Linked DNA regions of Homo sapiens: region 1 is linked to region 2. The links are chromatin loops, found by intact Hi-C in ENCODE. Cell type or tissue: mammary epithelial cell. All regions are shown on one strand. Each heading gives the region's core, and the rest is flanking DNA. Links, peaks and the distances in the headings are about the cores only. Region 1 has its middle 14 kb from the start of LGALS2. Region 2 has its middle 29 kb from the start of MFNG.

What was found. A loop is a pair of places that touch in the nucleus more often than their neighbours do. Peaks named below come from ENCODE experiments on the same cell type or tissue, not always from the same donor. Only the 100,000 strongest peaks of a DNase experiment are listed, where the experiment ranks them.
Region 1: a loop joins it to region 2, with 4 times the contacts of the local background. A loop is called at or near these places in 2 of 110 quality-filtered maps.

The regions. Positions count from the first base shown.
Region 1 is chr22:37,588,097-37,600,682 of GRCh38, forward strand. No RefSeq gene overlaps it. Among named protein-coding and RNA genes, the nearest start is that of LGALS2, 14 kb to the left of the region's middle. RefSeq lists an enhancer at 2,622-2,701. In mammary epithelial cell, for the core only: a CTCF peak has its summit at 4,626 (motif pointing left); a DNase peak (open chromatin) is centred at 4,575; H3K4me3 peaks cover 270 bases.
Region 2 is chr22:37,451,416-37,464,001 of GRCh38, forward strand. No RefSeq gene overlaps it. Among named protein-coding and RNA genes, the nearest start is that of MFNG, 29 kb to the right of the region's middle. In mammary epithelial cell, for the core only: a CTCF peak has its summit at 6,100 (motif pointing left); DNase peaks (open chromatin) are centred at 4,086 and 6,106; H3K27ac peaks cover 1,458 bases.

The sequences.
Region 1 (12,586 bases), core at 1,483-9,482, 140 kb after region 2:
ACTTATGCACGTGTGGTGCTGGGTGGATTTACAGAAAAGATCATCAGGTTCTGTGTCCACCTTCTTATAAGTGGCAAGAAGATTTTCCATCTCTGTGTCTTTAGAAATTGAAGATATAAACCAAGCTGCTTCTGTGACTTGGGTGGTCCTTGAGTGCTCTTCCTCAGAGACAGGTGACCTGAGTCCTGAGTGCAGTTCCTTCTCCCTGGCCCAGGCCACACAGTCTTTCCATGGATAGTGGAGCCTTTTTTTTTTTTTGAGACAGAGTCTCGCTCTGTTGCCCAGGCTGGACTGCAGTGGTGCAATCTCGGCTCACTGTGACCTCCACCTTCCAGGTTCAAGTGATTCTCCTGCTTCAGCCTCCCAAGTAGCTGGGATTATAGGCACCCGCCATCACGCCCGACTAATTTTTGTATTTGTAGTAGAGACGAGGTTTCACCATGTTGGCCAGGCTTTTCCTGAACTCCTGACCGCAGGTGATCTGCCTGCCTTGGCTTCCCAAGGTGCTGGGATTACAGGCGTGAGCCACAGCGCCTGACCTGAGCCTTCTGCATCTTAATCACCCAGTCACAGCTGTCCATGCGGGCGGGTACCTGGGGATGGTGAGGAGAGGCTAAAACAACAGAAGCAATGAAGCAACGCTGCTCACCCCAGCATTCCCACCCCACCCCCAGCTTCTGGCAGGATTATATCTGCCAAGGACAGGACTATATCCGCCTCAATCTTTGTGTTTGCCAAGCAGGGAGAGGAGCATTTATCCATCTCTAATGTGGTAAACAACCAAAGGAGGTCCCCCGCCAAGTGCAGCCCTAGTCGCAGGAGCACACCCACTCCCAAGGCTTCTGATCCACCCTGAGCACCTATGGCCACTGGAAACCCCCACTCTTACTGAAGTCTGTCCCTGGGGGCAATCCCCTTCCTCTCACAGTTGGCCCCAGCTCTGCCCTGGGCCACACAGATTCTGCTGCCATCACTGCTTTTCTGATGATTGCAGTCTCAGGACCATCTGGGCTGCCTCCCCGCAGCACCCCGTACATATACAAGCCTCCTTCCTCAAGGGGAAACACCTATGAGCCCCCAGGGCCTCATCTCCCAGAATCAGAATCCAAAGGATTCCAGAAGCAGCTTGGTTTAAATGGACATTTTCCTGAAGGCCAAAATCAACAGGTACAGGCCTTCAGGGAAATGTCCATTTCAGAAGCTGACCCTTTATTTTTAGGATGGGAGCAGGACCTAGGTGCCGTAATACCCTTGCAGGTCAAGTTCACAACCCCCGAGACCCACCAACCAGAGCGGTCATGAATTCTCCCCTAATTCCCAGAGCCCCTGGGGAGACCATGGGCTGCAGGAGAGCAGATGAGACTGTGGCTGGGTGTCCAGAGCTGCTGCCTGCTCCGGCACCTTCATGGAATGGCATTGGCCTCAAGTCCTCGCTGCCTCTTACTGGCTGTGTGACCTTGGGCAGGCCAGGTAGCCTCAGCTTCCTAGAGAATGTATGTAATGGGCTTGGCATACAGAATATGGCACATAGTAGGTACTCAACTATTATTATTCTGTATTTAATAGCTAATTGGCTGGCATTTGCTCAGCACTCTGCATACATTGGGCCATTGCGAGGTCTCTCGCCTGCATCTTAGTTTGCTAATTAGGTGCTTATCTGGGACCTTCCTGGAGCAGGCATTCTCTGCTCCATTCTCTCCTCTGTACGCGTGACAGCCCCAACCCTTGTTCCCCCAGCAGGAGCAAAAGGGGTTGGGTATGATGACCTCCAGCTCAATGTCTAAGGATCTCTGGGTTTCAGTTTCCCCCTCGGCCAGCTCCTCCTGCCCCTACCAGCCACCTCCCAAGCTGGGGATTTCACTGGCCCACCTTTGTTCCCTGCAGAATCCTAGAGTCCTCCAGCCCTTCCCTCTCTGGCCTTCACACTCCACATCCTCAGCCCAGCACAGGAGCCAATTTTGCAAAGAGGTAAAGAGACCTCACCACTGCTGCACCAGTCTGTCCATTTCCTAGCAGGCAACTGGCACTTGTTTGGTTTTATAAATTAAGGTTTCGATTCTTGGCCAGGCGCGATGCCTCACACCTGTAATCCCAGCACTTTGGGAGGCCAAGGGTGGTGGATTACCTGAGGTTAGGAGTTCAAGATCAGCTCTGCCAACATGGTGAAACCCCATCTCTACTAAAAATACAAAAATTAACCGGGCATGGTGGCTCATGCCTGTAATCCCAGCTACTCAGGAGGCTGAGGCACAAGAATCATTTGAACCCAGGAGGTAGAGGTTGCAGTGAGCCAAGATGGCACCACTGCACTCCATCCAGCCTAGGAGACAAAGCAAGACTCCTTCTCAAAAAAAAAAAAACAAAACAGTTTCAATTCTTGTATAATATGTTGCTAGTGGGAATGTAAAATGTTGCAGCTGCTATGATAAATAGTTTGGCAGTTCCTCAAAAAGCTAAACATGGAATTACCCTATGATCTAGCAATTCTACTCCCAAGTATGCACATACCCAAAGGAATCGAAAGCAGGAACTCAAACTAATATTTGTAAACCAATGTTCATAGCAACATTATTCATCAGACCAAAGGTGGAAATACCCAAGCATCTACCAACAGATGAAAGGAGCTAACGGCCCGGCGCGGTGGCTTATGCCTGTAATCCTAGCACTTTGGGAGGCTGAGGCAGGAGGATCACGAGGTCAGGAGATCAAGACCATCCTGGCTAACACAGTGAAACCCTGTCTCTACTAAAAAATACAAAAAATTAGCCGGGCGTGGTTGCGGGCGCCTGTAGTCCCAGCTACTCGGGAGGCTGAGGCAGAAGAATGGCATGAACCTGGGAGGCAGAGGTTGCAGTGAGCCGAGATCACGCCACTGCACTCCAGCCTGGGCCACAGAGCAAGACTCTGTCTCAAAAAAAAAAAGAAAAGAAAGAAAGAAAGGAGCTGGGCATGGTGGCTCATGCCTGTAATCCCAACATTTTGGGAGGCTGAGGCAGGAGGACTGATTGAGGCAGGAGTTCGAGACCAGCCTGGGCAACATAGTGAGACCTCATCTCTACAAAAAAAAAATTTTTTTTTAATTAGCCAGGTATGGTGGCACACACCTGTAGTTCCAGCTACTTGAGAGGCTGAGGTGGGAGAATCATTTAAGCTTCAGAGGCCAAGGCTGCGAGCTGTGATTGCACCACCGCACCCTAGCCTGGGCAACAGAGAAAGACCTTGTCTCAAAAAAAAAAAAAAAAAAAGATGAATAGATAAACAAAATGTGGTATATACAAACAGTGGAATTTTTTTTTTTTTTTGAGAGGGAGTCTTGCTCTGTCTTCCAGGCTGGAGTGTAGTGGCATGATCTCGGCTCACTGCCACCTCCGCCTCCCGGATTCAAGCAATTCTCTTCCTCAGCCACCCAAGTGGCTGGGATTACAGACACCCGCCACCATGCCCAGCTAATTTTTGTATTTTTAGTAGAGACGGGGTTTCATCATCTTGGCCAGGCAGGTCTTGAACTCCTGACGTTGTGATCCACCCACATCAGCCTCGCAAAGTGCTGGGATTACAGGCATTGAGAGAAGAGAGACAGATCCTCTCATATTGTGTTATATTGTCTTATACTCAGAAAAGGAAAGAGAAGCAAAACTAAAGGCAGGTAGCCTGGCGCCTAGGAACCAGACCCGAAAGCAAGGAACCAGACCTGAAACCAGGCCTGGGCCTGCCTGACCTAAGCCTGGTAGTTAAAGATCGACCCCTGACCTAACTGGTTATGTTATCTATAGATTCCAGACATTGTATGGAAAGGCATTGTAAAAATCCCTGTCCTGTTCTGTTTCGTTCTGATTATCGATGCATGCAGCCCCCAGTCACATACCCTCTGCTTGCTCAATCCATCACGACTCTCTCATGCGGACCCACTTAGAGTTGTGAGCCCTTAAAAGGGAAACGAATCGCTCACTCAGGGAGCTCGGCTCTTCAGACAGGAGTCTTGCCTGATGCTCCTGGCCGAATAAACCACTGCCTTCTTTAACTCGGTGTCTGAGGAGTTTTGTCTGTGGCTCGTCCTGCTACAGCATGAGCCACCGTGCCCAGCAGACAATGGAATATTATTTAGCTATGAAAAAGGATGAAGTGCTGATACATGCTGCATGCTACAGCATGGATGAAACTTGAAAACATTATGTTCAATGAAAGAAGCCAAACACAAAAGGACAAATATTGTATGATTCTACTCATATGAAATATTTGCAATAGACAATTTATAGAGACAGAAAGTAGATTAGAAGCTATCAGGGGCTGAGGGGATGGGAGAATAGTGGAGTTACTGTTTAATGGGTATAGAGCTTCTGTTTGGGGTGATAAAAAAAGTTTTGGGACTAGATAGTGGTGATGGTTGCACAATGTTATAAATGTAATAAATGCCACAGAATCCTACATTTAAAGATGGTTAAAATTGGCCAGGCGCTCCCCGCCCCGGACGGAGTCTTGCTCTATCACCCGAGCTGGAGTGCAGTGGTGCAATCTCAGCTCACTGCAACTTCCGCCTCCCGGTTCAAGCCATTCTCCTGTCTCAAGAAGGGTGGTTGTCAACGGGGTGGTTTAGATGTTTGAAGAGAGAAAGCATTTACCTCCCCCTGCTGGCCACTAAGAGAACAATATAAATTAGGAAGAAAAACAGCTTTTCAATTGCTAAACCTCTACTTAAAAATATGACAATTAAGACAAGCATGTGATTAAAACACTTCACACAGCTCAAAAGGGCTTTACAGGGAAAAGCAAGTCTCCCTCTTTTCTCAATCCCCACAGCCAATATCTCTCTCATGCTTGTTTCCAGGGATATTCTATGTGCTACGCAGATGAAAACATGCCAGACACTGACTGCGTCTTTTTTTTTTTTTTTTTTTTTTTGGAGATGGAGTCTCTGTCACCCAGGCTGGAGTGCAGTGGTGTGATCTCGGCTCACTGCAACCTCTGCCTCCCGGGTTCAAACAATTCTCCTGCCTCAGCCTCCCAAGTAGCTAGGACTACAGGCGCGTGCCACCACCGCCGGCTAATTTTTTGTATTTTTAGTAGAGACAGGGTTTCGCCATGTTAGCCAGGACGGTCTCAATCTCCTGACCTCATGATCCGCCCACCTCGGCCTCTCAAAGTGCTGGGATTGCAGGTGTGAGCCACCGCGCCTGGCCCTTTTTTTTTTTTTCTCAGACAGGATCTCACTCTGTCACCCAGGCTGGAGAGCAGTGGCAGTGACTCAAACATGGCTCCCTGCAGCCTCAACCCCTTAGGCTCAAATGATCCTCCTGCCTCAGCCCCCCAGGTAGTTGGGACTACAGGTACATGCCACCACATCCGGCTAATTTTTATATTTTTTGTAGAGACATGGTATCGCCATGTTGCCCAGGCTAGTCTTGAACCCCTGGGCTTAAGCGATCCTCCTGCCTTGGCCTCCCAAAGTGCTAGGGTTACAGGCATGAGCCACCATGCCTGGCCTATACTGGCTGTTCTGTACTTTGGTTTTATTCCCTTAACAGCATATCTTGGAAATTGTTCCATCTCAGTGAAACACATTTCTCTTTTTTTTTTTTTGAGCAGAGTCTCGCTCTGTCGCCCAGGCTGGAGTGCAGCGGCGCAATCTTGGCTCACTGCAAGCCCTGCCTCCCGGGTTCACACCATTCTCCTGCCTCAGCCTCCCGAGTAGCTGGGACTACAGGCGCCCGCCACCACGCCCAGCTAATTTTTTGTATTTTTAGTAGAGACGGGGTTTCACCATGTTAGACAGGATGGTCTCAATCTCCTGACCTCATGATCCGCCTGCCTCGGCCTCCCAAAGTGCTGGGATTACAGGCATGAGCCACCGTGCCTGGCCAACACTTTTCTCTTTCTAAAGGCTGGGATGTATTCCACCTTCGACATTTTCAGCCAGTCACCTACTGGTGGACATTTAGGTTGTTTCTAGTCTTTGACTTTTACGAGCAAACCTGCATGATCCTCTGTGAACGTGGCCCTTTGTGCAAGCGTGTCATGATTTCTAGGGGACAACTGAGCGCTGACTTTGTGCATATGCTATCACTTTAACCACATGCCAACCCTTGAAGTAGGTATTACAGTCTCCATTTTACAGAGGAGCAAACTTAGAGAGGTTAGGTAATTTGCCCCAAGTTGCCCAGGAAGTAAGAACCCAGGTCTGAGGGCAGGGTTGACGCTAACCCATCAGTGCTTTTGTGCAAATTAGGAAAAGGTATAACCCACCCCAGGATGAGGGGTTTGGCAGATGGAGGTGAGCTGGATGTCTGGTTGAATGCTTAGCCAGGTGCTATGTGCAGTGCGCAACCTGCCCAACCGTTCACGGTGGCGCTGTGGGGTTCCTGAGTTGTCACCTGAAGGTGAATTGTGGGTTCAGGTCTGGAGGTCAGTGAAAAAGTGATGGATATGAACTGGATAAAGGCCAAGTGTTTGTTTGCATTCATTCCATTCATTCAACCACCATCTCCTGAACCTCTGTGAGTAGGGCCCATGGATATACAGAGAAGCAAGTAGAAATGGCCCCTGACCCAATCCAGCCCTTTCCCAGCAGAAAAAGAGACCCACAGCAAAAGGCAGCCCAAAGGGAAAAGGCGTTTCGTGAGGGCAGAGAAAAGGCCCACAGGCTGGGAGGCAGGTGACAAAGCTCTGGGGCTACTGGTTCTGTGACTTTCAGCAAGCCACTAATCCACTCTGGACTCAAATGAGACTTGGACCAGCACCTTCTAACTGTAGGCTGCCAAAGAGAACAGAACAGAAGATATCAGTATGCCTGGCACGTAGGGTAAGTATTGCCGTGTGAAACTTGATTATGTGTGCGTGTGTGTGCACGCGTGTGCGTGTGTGTGTGTGTGAGTCAGAGATGGAGTTTTTTGTTTTTGTTTTTTACTTCTTGAGACGGAATTTCACTCTTGTTGCCCGGGCTGGAGTGCAGGGTCACAATCTCGGCTCACTGCTACCTCTGCCTCCCGGGTTCAGTGGATTCTCCTGCCTCAGCCTCCCGAGTAGCTGGAACTGCAAGCACACGCCACCACGCCCAGCTAATTTTGTATTTTTAGTAGAGATGCGGTTTCCCCATGTTGGTCAGGCTGGTCTCGAACTCCTGACCTCAGGTGATCCGGCCACCTCGGCCTCCCGAAGTGCTGGGATTACAGGTGTGAGCCACGGCGTCCGGCCTAGTCAGAGATGGATTTTCCATGACGCTAATAGACCTTAAATTCCAGGGCTCCTCCCTTGTCTTGGGAGAGACCTTAGCAAGTGTTCATGTGTTGAACAGTTTGCAAAAGTAAGAGGTTTTTTTGTTTGTTTGTTTGTGTTTGAGATGGAGCTTCACTCTTGTTGCCCGGCTGGACTGCAAGGTCATGATCTCTCTCACTGCAACCTCCACCTCCCAGGTTCAAGCGATTCTCCTGCCTCAGCCTCCCAAGTAGCTGGGATTACAGGCACGCGCCACCATGCCTGGCTAATTTTTTGCATTTTTAGTAGAGATGGGGTTTCTCCATGTTGGTCAGGCTGGTCTCGAAGTCGTGACCTCAGTGATCCGCTCACCTCGGCCTCCCAAAGTGCTGGGATTACAGGCGTGAGCCACCATGACTGGCCCAAAAGTAAGAGTTTTAAGTCACAATCAGGGCTGCTGCTATCTCTTTCCACTGACTTGCTCTCTGTCACACTTCCCCTGGGGAAGGGGATACTGAGGTGGCCATAAGCGTTTTTGAGACCCCACTAATGGGTAAGTTGGACATACACTTAATTTAAAGTTTGCCAGGCATGGTGGCTCACACCTGTAATCTCAGCACTTTGGGAGGCTGAGGTGGGTGGATCACTTGAGATCAGGATTTCGAGACCAGCCTGCCTAACATATAGTAAAACCCTGTCTCTACTAAAAATACCAAAAAAAAAAACACAAAAAACAGGCCAGGCGCGGTGGCTCACACCTGTAATCCCGGCACTTTGGGAGACCGAGGTGGGCAGATCACGCGGTCATATCGAGACCATCCTGGCCAACATGATGAAACCCCATCTCTACTAAAATACAAAAAATTAGCTGGGCGTGGTGGCGCACGCCTGTAGTCCCAGCTACCTGGGAGCCTGAGGCAGGGGACTCACTTGAACCCGAGAGGCGGAGCTTGCAGTGAGCCGAGATCGTGCCACTGCACTCCAGCCTAGGCGACAGAGCGAGAGTCCGTCTAAAAATAAATAAATAAATAAATAAGTAAAAATTAGCCGGGCATGATGATGGGCACCTGTAATCCCAGCTACTCAAGAGGCTGAGGCAGGAGAATCACTGGAACCCAGGAGGTAGAGGTTGCAGTGAGCCGAGATCACGCCACTGCACTCCAGCCTGGGCAACAGAATGAGACTCCGCCTCAAAAAAAAAAAAATTGAAATCAGTGGGTTATAGTTATAAGGTTCACAGTCACTTCTGTGACTAGTTACGTGATTGCCAGTGGCCCTAGTGTAGGAATGGCTTCCAGAAATACTCCTGGAACCCCCCTGACACATCTGGCATCCTGACCTAAAGGTGCAGGGACAGGGGTCACTCTATGACCACGGTATACATCCTAGATGCCCGACATGGGAAGAATGTGGTCCTGGGAGGAGAAACAAGGTCTGCATTGTAGGGAAGCAGAAGCTAGTCTGTAGAAAATTCTTCCAATTATCAGATGCATTAAATTATAAATGGATGATTCAGTTCCCATTGATACTTGGTTAGAATAGAACTCCTGCCTATTGCGAACATAGTTAATAACGTTGCATATGTAATTACAAGTGTACCACGCAAGATTTGGTTTTTTGTTAGAAAGCATATGCAGTCGAATTGATCAGAATGCTTTTGCAGAGCACAAACCTGAAGCAGTACTGCAAACAGCAAATGTTTCTACACCTCGTGATTTACACGGCATGACACACGAGCTGTGTCTCAGCATGTAACACATTACCAACAACACAATATGACACTGAGAAAAACTTTCCTAAAATAAAAAAGTAAAAAACATTTTTTGATCAACCATGCCAGAAAGCTGACTTGTCTTTCCCTTTATAGAAAATATAATCTGGAGGCTGGGCGCGGTGGTTCACGCCTGTAATCCTAGCAATTTGGGAGGCTGAGGCAGGCGGATCACCTGAGGTCGGGGGTTTGAGACCAGCCAACGTGGTGAAATCCCGTCTCTACTAAAAATACAAAAATTATCCAGGCGTAGTGGCAGGCACCTGTAATCCCAGCTACTCGGGAGGCTGAGGCAGAATCGCTTGAACCCAGGAGACAGAGGTTGTAGTGAGCCAAGGTCATGCCACTGCACTCCAGCCTGGGCGACAGAGTGAGACTCTATCTCAAAAAAAAGAAAATATAAGCTGGCCATGGTGGTGCATGCCTATAGTCCCAGCTAGTGGGGAGGCTGAGGCAGGAGGATCCCTTGTTCCCAGAAGTTCGAGGCTGCAGTGAACTTCATGATCATGCCGCTGCACTCCAGCCTGGATGACAGAGTAAGACCTCATCTCTAAAAAAATAAAAATAGAGGCCAGGCGTGGTGGCTCACCCCTGTAATCCCAGCACTTTGGGAGGCCAAGGTGGGCGGTAACTTGAGGCCAGGAGTCTGAGACCAACCCAGCCAACATGGTGAAACCCCGCCTCTACTAAAAATACAAAAATTATCCAGGCGTGGTGGTGCATGCCTGCAGTTCCAGCTACTCGGGAAGCTGAGGCAGGAGAATCGCTTGAGCCCAGAAACTGGAGGTTGTAGTGAGCCAAGGTCGCGCCACTGCACTCCAGCCTGGGTGACAGAGTGAGACTCCATCTCAAAAAAAATAAAAATAAGGCCGGGCGCAGTGGCTCACGCCTGTAATCCCAGCACTTTGGAAGGCCGAGGCGGGTGGATCATGAGGTCAGGAGATCGAGACCATCCTGGCTAACACAATGAAACCCTGTCTCTACTAAAAATACAAAATATTAGCCAGGAGTGGTGGCACGTGCCTATAGTCCCAGCTACTCAGGAGGCTGAAGCAGGAGAATCGCTTGAACCTAGGAGGCAGAGGTTGCACTGAGCTGAGATTGCGCCACTGCACTCCAGCCTGGGGGACAGAGCAAGCCTCCATCTCAAAAAATAAATAAATAAATAAAAATTAAAATAGAAAATAAAATAAAATAAAATCATTGCTACATAACAAGCACGTGGCCCAAAATTGTAGGAAAAAAATGTATTACAGTGGCATGTCAGGTGCTTAAGTAAAAATATCTTATTGTTCTGATTTAATAATTATGGTATTTGCCAACATTTTAAAGTTTTTTATCTATTTCTCACTCTAAATAAATACATAAGCAGGGCGTGGTGGCTCACGCCTGTAATCCCAGCACTTTGGGAGGCCGAGGTAGGTGAATCACCTGAGATCAGGAATTCGAGACCAGCCTGACCAATATGGAGAAACCCCGTCTCTACTAAAAATACAAAATTAGCCGGGCCTGGTGGCGCATGCCTGTCATCCCACCTACTCAGGAGGCTGAGGCAGGAGAATCGCTTGAACCTGGGAGGCGGAGGTTTTGGTGAGCCGAGATCATGCCATTGCACTCCAGCCTGGGCAACAAGAGCGAAACTCTGTCTCAAAAAAATAAATAAATAAATACATAATTTTGCATCAGTCATTTTATATCCTTTTTTCTTAGAGTTTCCCCAATTTTTTACAAATTTCAGGCTCCACGAAATCTGAATTCATCCCATCCTGATGTAAAACATATTTCTTAAATTGGAAATCTGCCACAAAATATCAAAAAGCTCTGGACTAGATAGATGATCTCAAAGATTTCTTTTTCTTTTTTCTTTTTTTTTTTTTTTTGAGATGAAGTTTCACTCTGCCACTCATGCTGGAGTGAAGTGGCGCGATCTCGGCTCACTGCAACCTCCATCTCCTGGGTTCAAGCGATTCTCCCACCTTTGCCTCCCTAGTAGCTAGGATTACAGGCACGCAACCAACACGCCTGGCTAATTTTTTTTTCTTTTTTTGTATTTTTAGTACAGACGGGGTTTCACCATGTTGGCCAGGCTGGTCTCAGATTCCTGGCCTTAAGTGATCCGCCTGCCTGGTCCTCCCAAAGTGCTGAGATGACAGGTGTGAGCCACTGCGCCTGGCCCAATCTCAAAGATTTCTTCCCGCTCTAGAATTCTCTAACTCTGTGAGAACTGCATTCTGATCCCCTCCCCCCAGCAGCTGCAACTCTAACAGAAAGACAAGGAAGTTCTTCCTTGGAGCTGATCCAAGTCTTTCCTGCTGTCCTTGAAGTCCTTGTCCTGCAGGGAGGCAGGGAGACAAAGTGCCAGTGTGCAGGGCTGTAGGCAAGCCAAGGCAGGGAGAAGTGAAGACAGGTGCTTTGAAGCTATATGCTCTAGGAGAAGAGAAGGAAAAGGGTAGGACCAAAGCCCTAAACCTAGAGAATGGAACTGACGGCCTCTCCCAGTATACCAATAGCAGCCACCATTTGGAGCCTTTTTTTTTTTTTTTTTTTTGACACAGTACCTAGCTCTGTTGCCCAGGCTGGAGTGCAGTGGCACGATCACAGCTCACTGTAGCCTCAACCTCCTGGGTCCAGCCATCCTCCTACCTCAGCCTCTCAAATAGCTGGGACCACAGGCATGCACCACCATGACGGGCTAATTTTTAAAATTTTTTTATGGAGACAGGGTCTTGCCATGTTGCCCAGGCTGGTGGAGGCTTCTTTATTTAGAACTTATAGAGTGCCAGCCAGGCGCGGTGGCTCACGCCTGTAATCCCAGCACTTTGGGAGGCCCAGGTGGGTGGATCACTAGGTCAGGAGATCGAGACCATCCTAGCTAACACGGTGAAACCCTGTCTCTACTAAAAATACAAAAAATTAGCCGGGCGTGGTGGCGGGCGCCTGTAGTCCCAGCTACTCGGGAGGCTGAGGCAGGAGAATGGCATGAACCCGGGAGGTGGAGCTTGCAGTGAGCCAAGATCACGCCACTGCACTCCAGCCTGGGCGACAGAGTGAGACTCCATCTCAGAAAAAAAAAAAAAAAGAATTTATAGAATGCCTACCGCGTGCTAGGTAATGTACGTGTAACTTCCTTTTTTTGTTTGTTTTTGTTTTGAGACAGAGCCTCCTCTGTCTCCCAGCCTGGGGTGCAGTGGCTCAATCTCAGCTCACTGCAACCTCCGCCTCCCGGGTTCAAGCGATTCTCCTGCCTCAGCCTGCCGAGTAGCTGGGATTACAGGCACGTGCCATCATGCCCGGCTAATTTTTGTATTTTTGTAGAGACAGGGTTTCACCATGTTGGCCAGGCTGGTCTTGAACTCCTGACCTCAGGTGATCTGCCCGCCTCAGCCTCCCAAAGTGCTGAGATTTCAGGCATGAGCCACCGTGCCCGGCCATGTACATGTTATTTCTAACCTCCCAGCAACCGAGGTTGGAGAGGTGAAGTGACTTACCCGAAGTCACACAGCTCTGCACTCTCCTGTCCTGCACTTCTTTCCCTCCAGCATTGCCATGCTCCCCAGTTCTAAAGATTTTATTTAGCAGGCTGGGCGAGGTGGCTCAAGCCTGTAATCCCATCACTTTGGGAGGCCA
Region 2 (12,586 bases), core at 2,607-10,606:
GTCATTCACACTCGCCAGACTGGCAACATTTAAAAGAACAAAAACATCAAATGTTGGAAGGATGAGGATCAACTTTCTTATACAGTGAGTGGGAGTGTAAATGGTTCAGCCACTTTGAAAAACTGTTTGGCAGTTTCTTCCTGCTATGGTTTGAAGGTATGTGTCCCCTCCAAAATTCATAGTTGTCAATATGAGAGGACTAAGAAATGAGACCTTTAGGAGGTGAGGAAGCCATGAGGGTGGAGCCCTTCTGGATGGGAATCATGCTTTTATAGAGGAGGTTCAAGGGAACTGTTTGTCCCTTTTTGTCCCTTCCACCATGTGAGGATGTAATAAGAAAGCCCAGGCCCTCACCTGACACTGAATTTGCAGGCATCTTGATCTTGGACTTCCCAGCCTCCAGAACTATGGGAAATACATTTCTCTTATATGAATTACCCCATCTCAGATATTTTGTTGTAGCAAGAGGAAGGGACTAAGACGCTGAAAAAAACTAAATAAACACCTATTCTATAACCTAACCATTCCACTCCTAGGTATTTACACAAGATAAATGAAAGCAGGCCAGACACTGCGGCTCACACCTGTAATCCCAGCACTTTGGGAGGCCAAGGCACAAGGATCACTTGAGGCCAGGTGTTTGAAATCAGCCTAGTCAACAGAGTAAGATCCCATCTCCACAAAAGAAACGTAAAAAGAAATTAGCTGGGTGTGGTGGTATGCGCCTGTAGTTCCAGCTACTCAGGAGGCTGAGGTGGGAGGATCGTTTGAGCCCAGGAGGTCGAGGCTGCAGTGAGCCAAGATTGTGCCACTTGTCACTGCACTCCAGCCTAGGCAACAGAGTGAGACCCTGCCTCAAAAAAAGAAGAAGAAAAAGAAGAAATGAAAGCATATGTGTACACAATGAATGCAAATTCTCACTGACTAATTTTAGTCCCAAACAGAAAACAACCCAAATGTCCATCAACAGGTGAATGAATAAACAAATTCTGGTCTATCCCCACAGTGGAGTTCCAGTCAGTGATAAAAAAAAAAAAAAAAAAAAAAAAAAAAGGATCAATTCCAGGCCCGGCGCTGTGGCTCACGCCTGTAATCCCAGCACTTTGGGAGGCCAAGGCAGGTGGATCACAATGTCAGGAGATTGAGACCAGCCTGGCTAACACGGTGAAACCCCATCTCTACTAAAAATACAAAAAATTAGCCAGGTGTGGTGGCAGGCACCTGTAGTCCCAGCTACTCAGGAGGCTGAGGCAGGAGAATAGCATGAACGCGGGAGGCGGAGTTTGCAGCGAGCTGAGATCATGCCACTGCACTCCAGCCTGGGTGACAGAGCAAGACTCCGTTTCAAAAAAAAAAAAAAAAGGATCAATTCCTGACATACAAACCACAACCCGGATGAATCTCACAAGGCTTATGCTAAGTCCAAGAAGCAAGAGAACGCACTTTATGAATCTATTTATTTGAGGTGTAAGAACAGGAAAAACCAATTTCTAGTGATAGGGATTAGAAAAGTGGTTACCTTTGTGGAATGGGAGGTCAGTGACTGGGAAGGGACACAAAAGGAAACTTTTTGGGGTTTTGTTTTTGTTTTTTGGTTTTTGGTTTTTTTTTTGAGATGGAGTCTGGCTCTGTCGCCCAGGCTGGAGTGCAATGGTGCAGTCTCAGCTCACTGCAAGCTCCGCCTCCCCGGTTCAAGTGATTCTCCTGCTTCAGCCTCCCAAGTAGCTGGGATTACAGACGCCCAGCTAATTTTTTGTATTTTTAGTAGAGGTGGGGTTTCACTGTGTTGGCCAGGCTGGTCTTGAACTCCTGACCTCAGTTGATCCACCTGCCTCATCCTCCCAAAGTGCTGAGATTACAGGCATGAGCCACCATGCCCAGCCAAAAGGGACCTTTTTGGAATGCTGGGCATGTTTGATAAATGTATGTATATCATCGAACTAAACACTTAAAACCCATGCATTTTCTTTGCTTTTCTGTATGTACACTATACCTCAGTTGTTGTTTTTTTTTTTAAGTTAAAGTAAAAAAGAAAAGGCACAACATTAGGAAATGCACTCAGGCCATCCCCCACCCCCTCAGGAATAAAGGACGCAGGGACCCAGCCCAGCTCTGCCGCGTGTGACTTCCACCTCATTCTTTAGCCTCCCTCAGCCTCTGCATCTCCACAGTCTCCCCATCTGTAAAACGGGGATGAAAATTTCTGCCCACCCTACCCAATGTGGAGAGGACCAATGGGAAAATGGAGGCGAATGTCCCTTCATGATTAAATGTTCCCTCTCATTGTCACAACCCTCATGGCACTCTCCCAGGGCCCAGCAGAAAGGGTGAGGAGCCAGGAGCATGGGCTTGGTCACTGGCCCTGCCGCAGAATCTCAGGAAGCCATTCCAGGCGGCCTGCCACCTGCGGGTCACCGCATCTGCAAGACCCCAGGGTCCCTCTATCCTGACCTCCCAGGTGGACCACCCAGACCTGCCAACTCAGAGCGATGCCTGCAGTGCCAGATGACTGTACTGCCACTGCTATCGCCACAGCTCCTCTCGGAACATACCTGCAAGGCACAGAGCCCCATGCCTGGCAGCCTTCTCCTTCTCTCCTTAGACCCCTCCATGACTGTCCAGCAGTCTTGGAGAACCTGCCTCCCCAGGAAAGCAGAACCTCCCTCCCCAAGGCTGGAACTGCCACAGGATACTAAAGGAGAAATAAAACCCCGAACTTGCAATCAGCTGAAGGGGTGGGTTTCCAGTGCTCGCCTGTGGGACTCCTTCCCCCTCACCTATCTGGCTGTTTGAGCTGAAACAGTCACAGCACTTGGAAAAATAGACAGGTTGTACCTTGCGGTGCACAGGAGTCTACTGCGTGCTGTGGCAGAGACTGTGGGGGGCCCCTACCATATCCTGTCTCCCACCTGCCTTAGCAACAAACACTTGGATGGCAATGTGCCTGGCCAAAAGGTTCCGTTTCTCAGCCTCCCTTGCAGCTAGGAGTGGCCACTGAGGGCCAAGTGTAAGCTGTCAGGTGGGACAGAAGGGAACATTGGGGCCAGTGTGTGCCCAGTCCCTGCTGAAAGTTAGACGTGATGATGGAGGCCCAGCAGCCATCTTGGATCATGAGGTGACCTTGAGGATGGAAGCTGGCTGCTAAGGCGGGTGGGACTGAAAGAGAGGAGCCTGGGTCCCTGAAGACACCATTGGGGCCCCCACCAACCCAGGACGCCTACCCCCGACGTGTTAGGTGAGAGAGTGAGAAGTCTGGATATGGTTTAAACCACTATTATCAATATTTCCAGCCTCTGTTCTCAGCAAAGGGAAATAAGCCCTGACTGATACCCAAACCCCGTGAGGTAGATACCACTGTACAACCCCTGCCCCTTGCACCCCCGTTTTACAGATGCACCCCCAGCCTCCCTTCCTCCCTCTGTGATGTCCGTGATGCCCAAAAGACCAGCATTCCATTCCCAGCCCCCTGACGCTGTGAGTCAGCCTCTGCCAGACCTGGAGTGGGCCCCACGGCTGCAATGTCAACAGTGCTCCATGCAGATGGCTGCGGCTCGAGCTGGTGACACGAGCGCTGTTGAGAAAGCAAAGTGCTGTCATGGACAGCGTGCCCTGCTGTAGAGATCAAGGGGAAGCCGGAGAATATTTACAAACCACAGAGAACAGACACACGAAGTGAATACCAGTTGGGTATAGTAAAAGCCTCTTTTAAACCTGTCCTACTCTTTCTTTGCCATGTGAAATCAAGTCGCTGGCAAGAAGCTCTCCGGTAAGACTAAGGTTTGCGGCTCTGCTGCAGGAAACACCATGAATTCCACACTGTGACCACGTGCGGGGCTGCCCTGCAATGCAGGGCACAGTGGCTGGGTACTTGGCAAGGACCCTAGACTGCCTGGGCTCACATCCCTGCTCCGTGAACTGGTTAATCTCAGGGCAAATTACTTCACTTCTTTGTGCCTTAGTTTCTTCATCTGTGAAATGGGCAACAGAGGGCGGCTGATCTGGGAAGAGCTTACAGCGGTGCCTGCTACACAGGAGGGGCTATTAAGGATCAGCACCATTCTCAGGTTCACGGTGAGAACCTAATTTCCTTATTGTCTGTTTGTTATAGGAAACTGAATTTACTCACCAGCATTGGAACATTCCATCTGCTGAGTCACACTCACTTCTCTTATCATCATTAACCCTGCGTAGGGGCTCCTGGCGCCAGAAGGAGCAACCCAAAGCTCTTCGTCTTGGTGAGGTTGATGCAAGTAAAAATAAGTGGTGATTATAAGTGATTCACTTGTCAAACGCAAGGTCAAGGGTCCCAATTTGTACATGTCTCTAAGGCAGCATCAAGAAGCTCCCCACATCCCAAACTGTCTCCCCTCTGACACTAGTGGAAATTTCACTATCAGAGCCAGAGAACTCCGAGGAGGAGAAGCAATTTCAGAGCACAGCGTCTTAGAGTAAATGAACATATCGAGGTCAGCTGGGGGGCTGCGAATCATGGCAAGGAAAGGGAGGGAAGGCCAGGGGCAAGTATTTGGACCCTCTCAGGGTGGTTGAGGATTCTGCAGCCACTAAAGGCGCACACACACATACGCGTGCGCGCGCGCGCACACACACACACACACACACACGCTGGTAATCGCTTTACCCCAGCAGTAGGGGCTTAAGCCTCTATCTAGGCTAGCCCCACCCCCGCCCCCTGCTGCATTAGCCACCTCTGTCCCAAGGCAGGATCCCCAGAGGTTCAACAAGGAAACCCTGCAGGGCTGGAAGCCGAATGCAATAGAGAGTTAGCAGCCACCAGTGGTCACACCCAACTCACACACATACACACTCACTCATGCACTCATACACACAGACAACACACTAGACTCAGACACCCACCGAGCTGTCTTCCCAAAGTCATGACAAATCCAGAGAGAGGTCCACAGAATTGTCCTATCCCAGAGAAAGCCACAGAAACACAAGTAGCTGGCACTGAGATACTCACACTCTGCCCCTGGGATCTCTCTGCCTGGGTGCCCCCGTTCCTGCCCCTGAACGGACAGACATTCTGCCCGGGGGGAGCCAACCCCAGTCAGGGTTTCCTCTCCCCACCTCTCCTTTCCCAGGTACGCAGGCCCCCAGTACGTTTTCGCCTTCTGTACCTCCTCCATTCGTGCCCCTCCTCGCCCGGGGACTGTGAGTACCCAAGAACAAGGACAGTCTGCCATTTTCCTGTGACCTCCCCAGCCCCCATGGCAGGAGCCGCAAACCCCCGCGACCCTTCTCGTAGGGTTCACGCCTCATCCCAGCTCCTCGGAGAAGCTGGCGGCTCTTCTCATTTTCCAGTGAGTGCGTGAAAATACAGATTAAACCAATTAGGGAAAAGTCATCAGAGGGCAAGGCGAGAGCCACCACTGCACCTAATCGTCAGCTCCAGCAATGCACAATGAGACAGACTCACAGATTACAAATGCACACAAATTCCGAAGTAGGAAGGGGGTGGCAGGATGGGGGCAGGCGAGCTCCATTTTAGATTCCCTTGTTTTTGTTTAGATGGCTTTCCTCTGTTGGCAACACACTTCCACCTTCATGCTCCCAGGAAAAGCAGGTAGGGTGGGAATGATTGCAGGAGGGGAACATGAGGCCCAAGGGACTGGTAAAGGACAGTTGCAGAAGGCCCGGGCCACCCAGACTGGTCTTCTCCTGGCTGGGCTGGAGGTGGGGATATGAGGGCCAGTCCCCAGGAGAGCCCCATTGGCCTGAAGGTCTGCTCTCTGTCCCACTCCTCTCCCTACAAAGAACCAGCATGTGCCTGAGAGGCAACCTTGCCCCTCACCAAATGGCAGGATTATTTAACTGATGGCTGCTGTCCCCCAGATGGTCATGTTTGTTAAATCTGGTAAGGAGACGTGCTGTGTGCTTTTCTTCCCCCTGGCTGGGGAGGATTTTCTTAGAATCTGAGTGCAAGGGGCCCACTTTCGTGCCCTTTTATCCCATAGGGCCCCTCCCAAGCCTAGCCTGGTCCCCTCAGTGGCACCCCAGTCATCTTAACCTTCCAGCCAGGCCTGCCTTGCCCTGGGCCAGGTGAGAAGCCAGTGGTGATGCATGAGTGCCCCCTGCTGGTGATGTTCTGCACTGTCCACTGGGACTCCTACCCCGGATCCAGCCAGGTAGCAGCATTCCCCACACACACCTCCAGGACTGCCTGGCTGGGTGAAGGAAAGGGTGGGCACCTGTGGGAGGAGCACAGAGCCCTAAGAATGTGCTTCATAAAGGCCCAAAGAAGCTGGGAACAGCTCCATTCCTGTTCCAGCAGCAGGGGGTGTGACTGTGGGTGGCAGGTAGACACTGAGCATTTTCCAGCAGGGGGCAAGGGAGGGTGCCTGTCATTGCGTATGGACTGTCAGAGAGACTTAGCATATGTGGGAGGGAGGAAGAAAGGAATGAGTGAATGAAGGAATGAATGAACTCATTATTTCCTAAAAGGTCATGTGAATAACACTAGTAAACTATCAGGGTAATTTTTAGATAATAGCGATGAACTTCTTTAAGAGTTATGTATCTAGTTTGATTGTATCTGATCCATCAGATTCATTAATATTTAAAACGAATGTCTTTAGATACAAAAGGGTCCATGTAAAGAAAGACATTAGGTAAATAACATGTATGTACTCTCAGCTCCTAGCGTGGGTATTCAATAAATGCTAGTAATGAATGAAGAATAAACAAATGCATGTACAGCTGACAAGGCAGATCATGGATGATCATTATAGGGCAGTAGGTCCCACACTTAGCTGTACCTTGCCATCACCTGGGGAGCTTTAAAGATTATCTCTGGGTGACTCTGTGTCTCTGAATCTCAGGGGGCTGGGGAGGAAGATGGTGCACCCTGGACAACCCTCAGAGGAGGAGAAAATCACCGGCTCCCAATTTGGGCAGCGAATCAGAAGCAGCATGGATTCACTGCCTTTTGAAATAGTGAAACTACCGTCATTGGAGAAAGGCGAACTGTGGTTAGGCGACCTGGGATTCCTCCGCTGGGAGAGAGGTTGAACTAGGTGAACTTGAAGGTTTCATGCAAGGAAAGAGAAGTTAGCTGATATTTATGTAGACCAGCTTCTAGATTGACACTAAGTACAAAGCTAATGTGTATTTACTATGGCTTTAATCTATACTGATTAAGAATGTCTCATTTATTCACCTGCACCTCATGTTTTACTTGGCATGTATCTTTATTATAGTTAATATAAATATCACATTAGCTGCTTACAGAACATATAGAATTTGCTGTCCTGAGTTTATTTACAAGTTAGTACCTCATTTATGAGACTTTTTACCCCTTGAGAACATCCGCCTTCTTCTTGAAAACTGTGACTGGTTCATTATAAACATATATTCGTATAATGGAGTTAATGGGGTTATCATCTGTTTATCTCTTTTAATTAGGCCCTGATTTGCCCAAACAATTTCAGTTACTTTCTTGATTACAGTTGGAGGAGCATGTGGTTTGGTGTGGGCTTGGTAAAGAGCTGCTGTCTGCTTCTCTAAATCCACGTATAGTATCATATGTTCAGGCTGAGTTAATATTTGATATGTGAGTTGTTCCCTTATCTTGTTAGATACTCTTGATAAAAGAATTCCCACTCATGAATTTTCATGGATATACCTCTGGAAAGGAATTGAGAAAAATAAATGTTGTGCTATTTGGAAAGGTTGGGAGACACGTTGCAATCGAGTCTGAGTTTTGATATCAGCTTAATGGTATTCGAATAGTAGCTTTTTTTTTTTAGCTTTGAGCGGATTTTTAAAACATAAAGCATGAATAGATTTGTCATAGTGCAGGGTCAAAATTAGTTCTGTTGATGGCAAGTTATGCAATATTAATTGTTTTATGAACAAAATGCAATTAAGTTGCAAATCCCTTGACAGAGTGCAATGTTAGGCCAATGTTTTCATCAGTATGAGGAAATGTCAGATTAGCTTCCCCAGGGAAGACGAAATCTTTGGCACGATGCCGAAAACATACGTGTTTGTTTTATAGCCGCGCCATGCTCTCTTACATGACTGGTGGGAATAAAAAGGAACACATTCACTCTCAAGGACAATTGGACAGCGTCTACCGAAATGATAAATACACCTTCTTTTTTTTTTTTTTTTTTTTTTTGGAGATGGAGTCTCACTCTGTCACCTAGGCTGGAGTGCAATGGTGCGATCTTGGCTTACTGCAACCTCCGCCTCCCGGGTTGAAGTGATTCTCCTGCCTCAGTCTCCTGAATAGCTGGGATTACAGGTGCACACCACCACGCCTGGCTAATTTTTTTTGTATTTTTAATAGGGACACGGTTTCACCATGTTGGTCAGGCTGGTCTTGAACTCCTGACCTCGTGATCCACCCGCCTCGGCTTCCCAAAGTGCTGAGATTACAGGCGTGAGCCACTGCGCCCGGCCACAGATGCACCTTCTCTTTAATCCACCAATCCTCCAATATACTCACATCTGCACTTAATAACACGTGTATGAGAAAATTCACTGTAGCATTGTTTGAAAAGCACATGATTGGGAAAACCATCCAAATGCCCATCCATAGAGGACTGACTGGTCAATAGAAAACTGTACATCTATTACGTGGAATACCATGAGGCTGTCAAAAAAAAGAATGAGGACTCAACAACAACAACAAAACCACCTGAATAAAAACTGGGCAAAAGAGTTGAATAGACATTTCTCCAAAGAAATTATACAATGGGTGGCCAATAACACCTGCAAAGATGTTCAACATCCCTAATCATTAGGGGAATGCCAATCAAAACCACAATGAGGTGCCACTTCATACCCAAGACGATGGCTATTTTAAAAAAGAAAAACAGGCAAGTGTGGTGGCTCACGCCTGTAATCCCAGCACTTTGGGAGGCTGAGGCAGGCGGATCACCTGAGGCCAGGAGTTCGAGACCAGCCTGGCCAACATAGTGAGACCCTGTCTCTACTAAAATTGCAAAAATTAGCCAGGTGCGGTGGCACTCACCTGTAGTCCCAGCTACTCGGGAGGCTGAGGCAGGAGAATCACTTGAACACAGGAGGTAGAGGTTGCAGTGAGCTGAGATCATGGCACTGCACTCTAGCCTGGGTGAAAGAGTGAGACTCAGTCTCAGGAAAAAAAAAAAAAAGAAAAGAAAATAATTGTTGGCCATGATGTGGAGAAATTAGAACACTTGTGCATTGCTGGTAAGAATATAACATGATGCTCTCCTATGGAAAACAGTACAGCAGGTCCTCAAAAAAATTAAACATAGAATTCCCATATGATCTAGCAATTCTGGCTATATGCCCTGAAAAACTTGAAAGTGGGGACTTAGACAGATATCTGTATACCCACGTTCATACCAGCATTATTCGCAATAGCCAAAAGATGGAAGCAAGCCAAATATCCATTGACATGAATGCAGGAGCAAACTGAGACATATCCATTCTATGGAATAGTATGCTGCCATAAAAAGGAATGAGGTGCTGATATATGCTACAAACATGGATGACCCTTGAAAACATTATGATTAAACATTACAAAAAAGTTGTGGTGATGGTCACACAACATTGTGAATAAAATCAATGCCACTGAATTGTACACTTAAAAGTGGTTAAAGGCCAAGCACAGGAGGATTGCTTTGGCAGGAGGATCGCTTGAGCCCAGGAGTTCAAGACGAGCCTGGGCAAAATGGCAAGACCCTGTCTCTACAAAAAAAAAAAAAAAAAAATGTAGATTTAAATTAGCCAGGGTGTGGTGGCATGCCCCTATAGTTCCAGCTACTCAGGAGGCTGAGGTGAGAGAATGACTTGAACCCAGGAATTCAAGGCAGCAGTGAGCTCTGATTATGCCACTGCACTCCAGCTTGGGCAACAGAGTGAGACCTCGTCTCTTTAAAAAAAAAAAAAATGGTTAAAATGGTTAAAATGGTAAATTTTGTTATATATATTTTAATGCAATTTTTAAAAATTAATAATGTCATTTTTTAAAGCGTGGAAGTCTAGGGCCGGGTGCAGTGGCTCACACCTGTAATCCCAGTACTTTGGGAAGCCAAGGCGGGTGGATCACCTGAGGTCAGGAGTTCAAGACCAGCCTGGCCAAGATGGTGAAACCCTTTCTCTACTAAAAATACAAAAATTAGCCAGGCATGGTGGTGGGCGCCTGTAATCCCAGCTACTCAGGAGGCTGAGACAGGAGAATCGCTTGAACCCGGGTGACAGAGGTTGCAGTGAGCCAAGATCGTGCCACTGCACTCCAGCCTGGGTGACAGAGCAAGACTCTGTCTCATAAAAAAGAAAAGCAAAGAAATCCATAATGTATCCTCCCCAAGGATTCTCCACTGTCCCCTTCCTGTTTATTTCCTTCATCACCCCATCGTCTCTGAAATTCCTGCTTGTTTGCACCTGCTTGATGTCTGTCTCTCTGTGTTTGTCAGGACAGGCTAAGTGCTGCAACAAACACCCCAAAATTTAGGGCCTCAACTCAACACTAGTATGTTTCTGCTGCTTGCAACAGTTCAGTGCCACTATTTGGTGAACAGACTTCCTCCTGCTGTTTCGGGTCCTGGGCCCCTCCCGCCTCCAGGCTCTGCCCTTCTTGCACCCAGAGGCTTCTCTCACCAGCCAGGGAAGGAGACGAAAAGAGATCACCTCATGGGGGAGGGCTTTATGGGCCAGCCCTGCAAGTGGGGCACATCCATCAGGCAGAACTCAGTCACATGGCCACCCTTACTGCAAGGGAAGCTAGAAACGTCGCCCAGCTGGGGGCTCAGGAGAAAAAGAGGAGGAGCCATGTCTGCCTACTCTCCCAGTATCAGATCCCAGGGTGCTAGCTCTCATCCACCTTATTGTCCGTGTCTGGCACTGTAACTGGCATATAATGGGTCTTCAGCAAATGCAGAGTCTATGAGTAAATGAATGGTGCTCAGGCTGGGTCCTGGGAACCAGGCCAGGTGGGCACTTTCCTAGTACATGCTGGGGGGCGGGGCAGGGATAGAGGGAGGGATGCAGTCACTCCCAGTTCTCAGATCAGGAAACCGAGGCTCTGAGAGTGAAGCCACATGCACAAGGCCACGCAGCTTGTCAGTGCCAGTTCTCAAATGCAGGAAGCCTCTGCCACCAAATGTCTGTTCTCTCCACTCCCCTGGCTGCCTCTCTAACACGCACACTGACTGGACTCAGGGTCTGGTTATCTTCAAGGCTGCTCTCCTTTCTAACAACCAATGAACCATGTTTGACAAGCTGCAGGTGGCTTGAGGCGGCGGCTGTATCTCTCTCTCATCCCTACATGCCCTGTGGCTACCAGCACAGCCCTTGAACACAGTAGGTGCTCAAACCATGTTTGGGGGATTAATCTGTTCACACAGGCTCAGGCTTCATGCTTTGCTGCTTGCACAGTATGGGGGTCACTTACAACTTATAAAAGAGATCGAGGGGATATTTATTATACGGCCCCTCCCTGTGCAGTCGAAGCTGTCTCTGCAGCGAGACCATTGTCCTCCCTGAAACTTGCTCCCGAAGCAGGGACCGGGGCTGCGTCATGTGGGGGTCAAGACCACAGGTGTCACCTGGCCCCCATCAGGATTAGACTGTGGATCCCTTTCACATACAGAGACTGACCTTCCTTGCCCCCAGCTAGTCAGTCCCAGGAAAGAGAGTCGATGGAAGCGGCAGTGTGGCTCTGTCCGCGGTGCTGAACTATCCTCTAACTCCCTCACCTCCTTCTGTAACCCAGCAACTTACGACCTCCTGGGTGGGGGGCAGGTAAAAATACAGATTCCCTGGCCCTTTCTTTAAAGATTTGGGTTCTGAGGGTCTAATATGGAGCCCTGGGATCTGTTTTAACCAACTATCCTAACTGCTTGTGATTCTATCCAGCCATTTTGGTACTGGACTGAGTTTGAACACTGACCTCAATAATCAGCTGGTCTTCATGGAGTGCCTGCTATGTACCCAGCACTGTGCCAGATACTGTAAGGCACAGAGCTGCATCAGGCAGGGTAGACGTGGGGAGGGAGGGAGAGAGGCAGCCCCTTCTGCTTTGTGTAGACACAGCACCAGGCACATACCTGGCCTTTATCCTGCAAGATGAGATACATAGGCATGTGAGAACGGTAGTTATCATAACCATAACCAGCATCTGTATCTTTCCTTGGAGTCTCCACGGCCCTATCTGCAAGGCACAGTATGACACATTCTGCTCCTTCAGATCTCGTGGCCTAGGACCCAGACACAACGCCACTTCACACATCAATGTGCCTGATTCCTCCCGCCCTGAACCCCCCAGAATGTAGTCCTCCCTCCCTGCACCATATGGTTGCTGATTATCGTTGTTTACATGATGTGCTATGTTTTCTTTTTTCTTTTTTTTTTTTTTTTTTGAGATGGAGTCTCACTCTGTTTCCTGGGCTGGAGTGCAGTGGCGTGATCTCTGCTCACTGCAATCTCCACCTCCCGGGTTCAAGCGATTCTTCTGCCTCAGCTCCCTGAGTAGCTTGGATTACAGGCATGTGCCACCACGCCCAGCTAATTTTTGTATTTTTAGAAGAGATGGGGTGTCACCATATTGGCCAGGCTGGTCTCGAACTCCTGA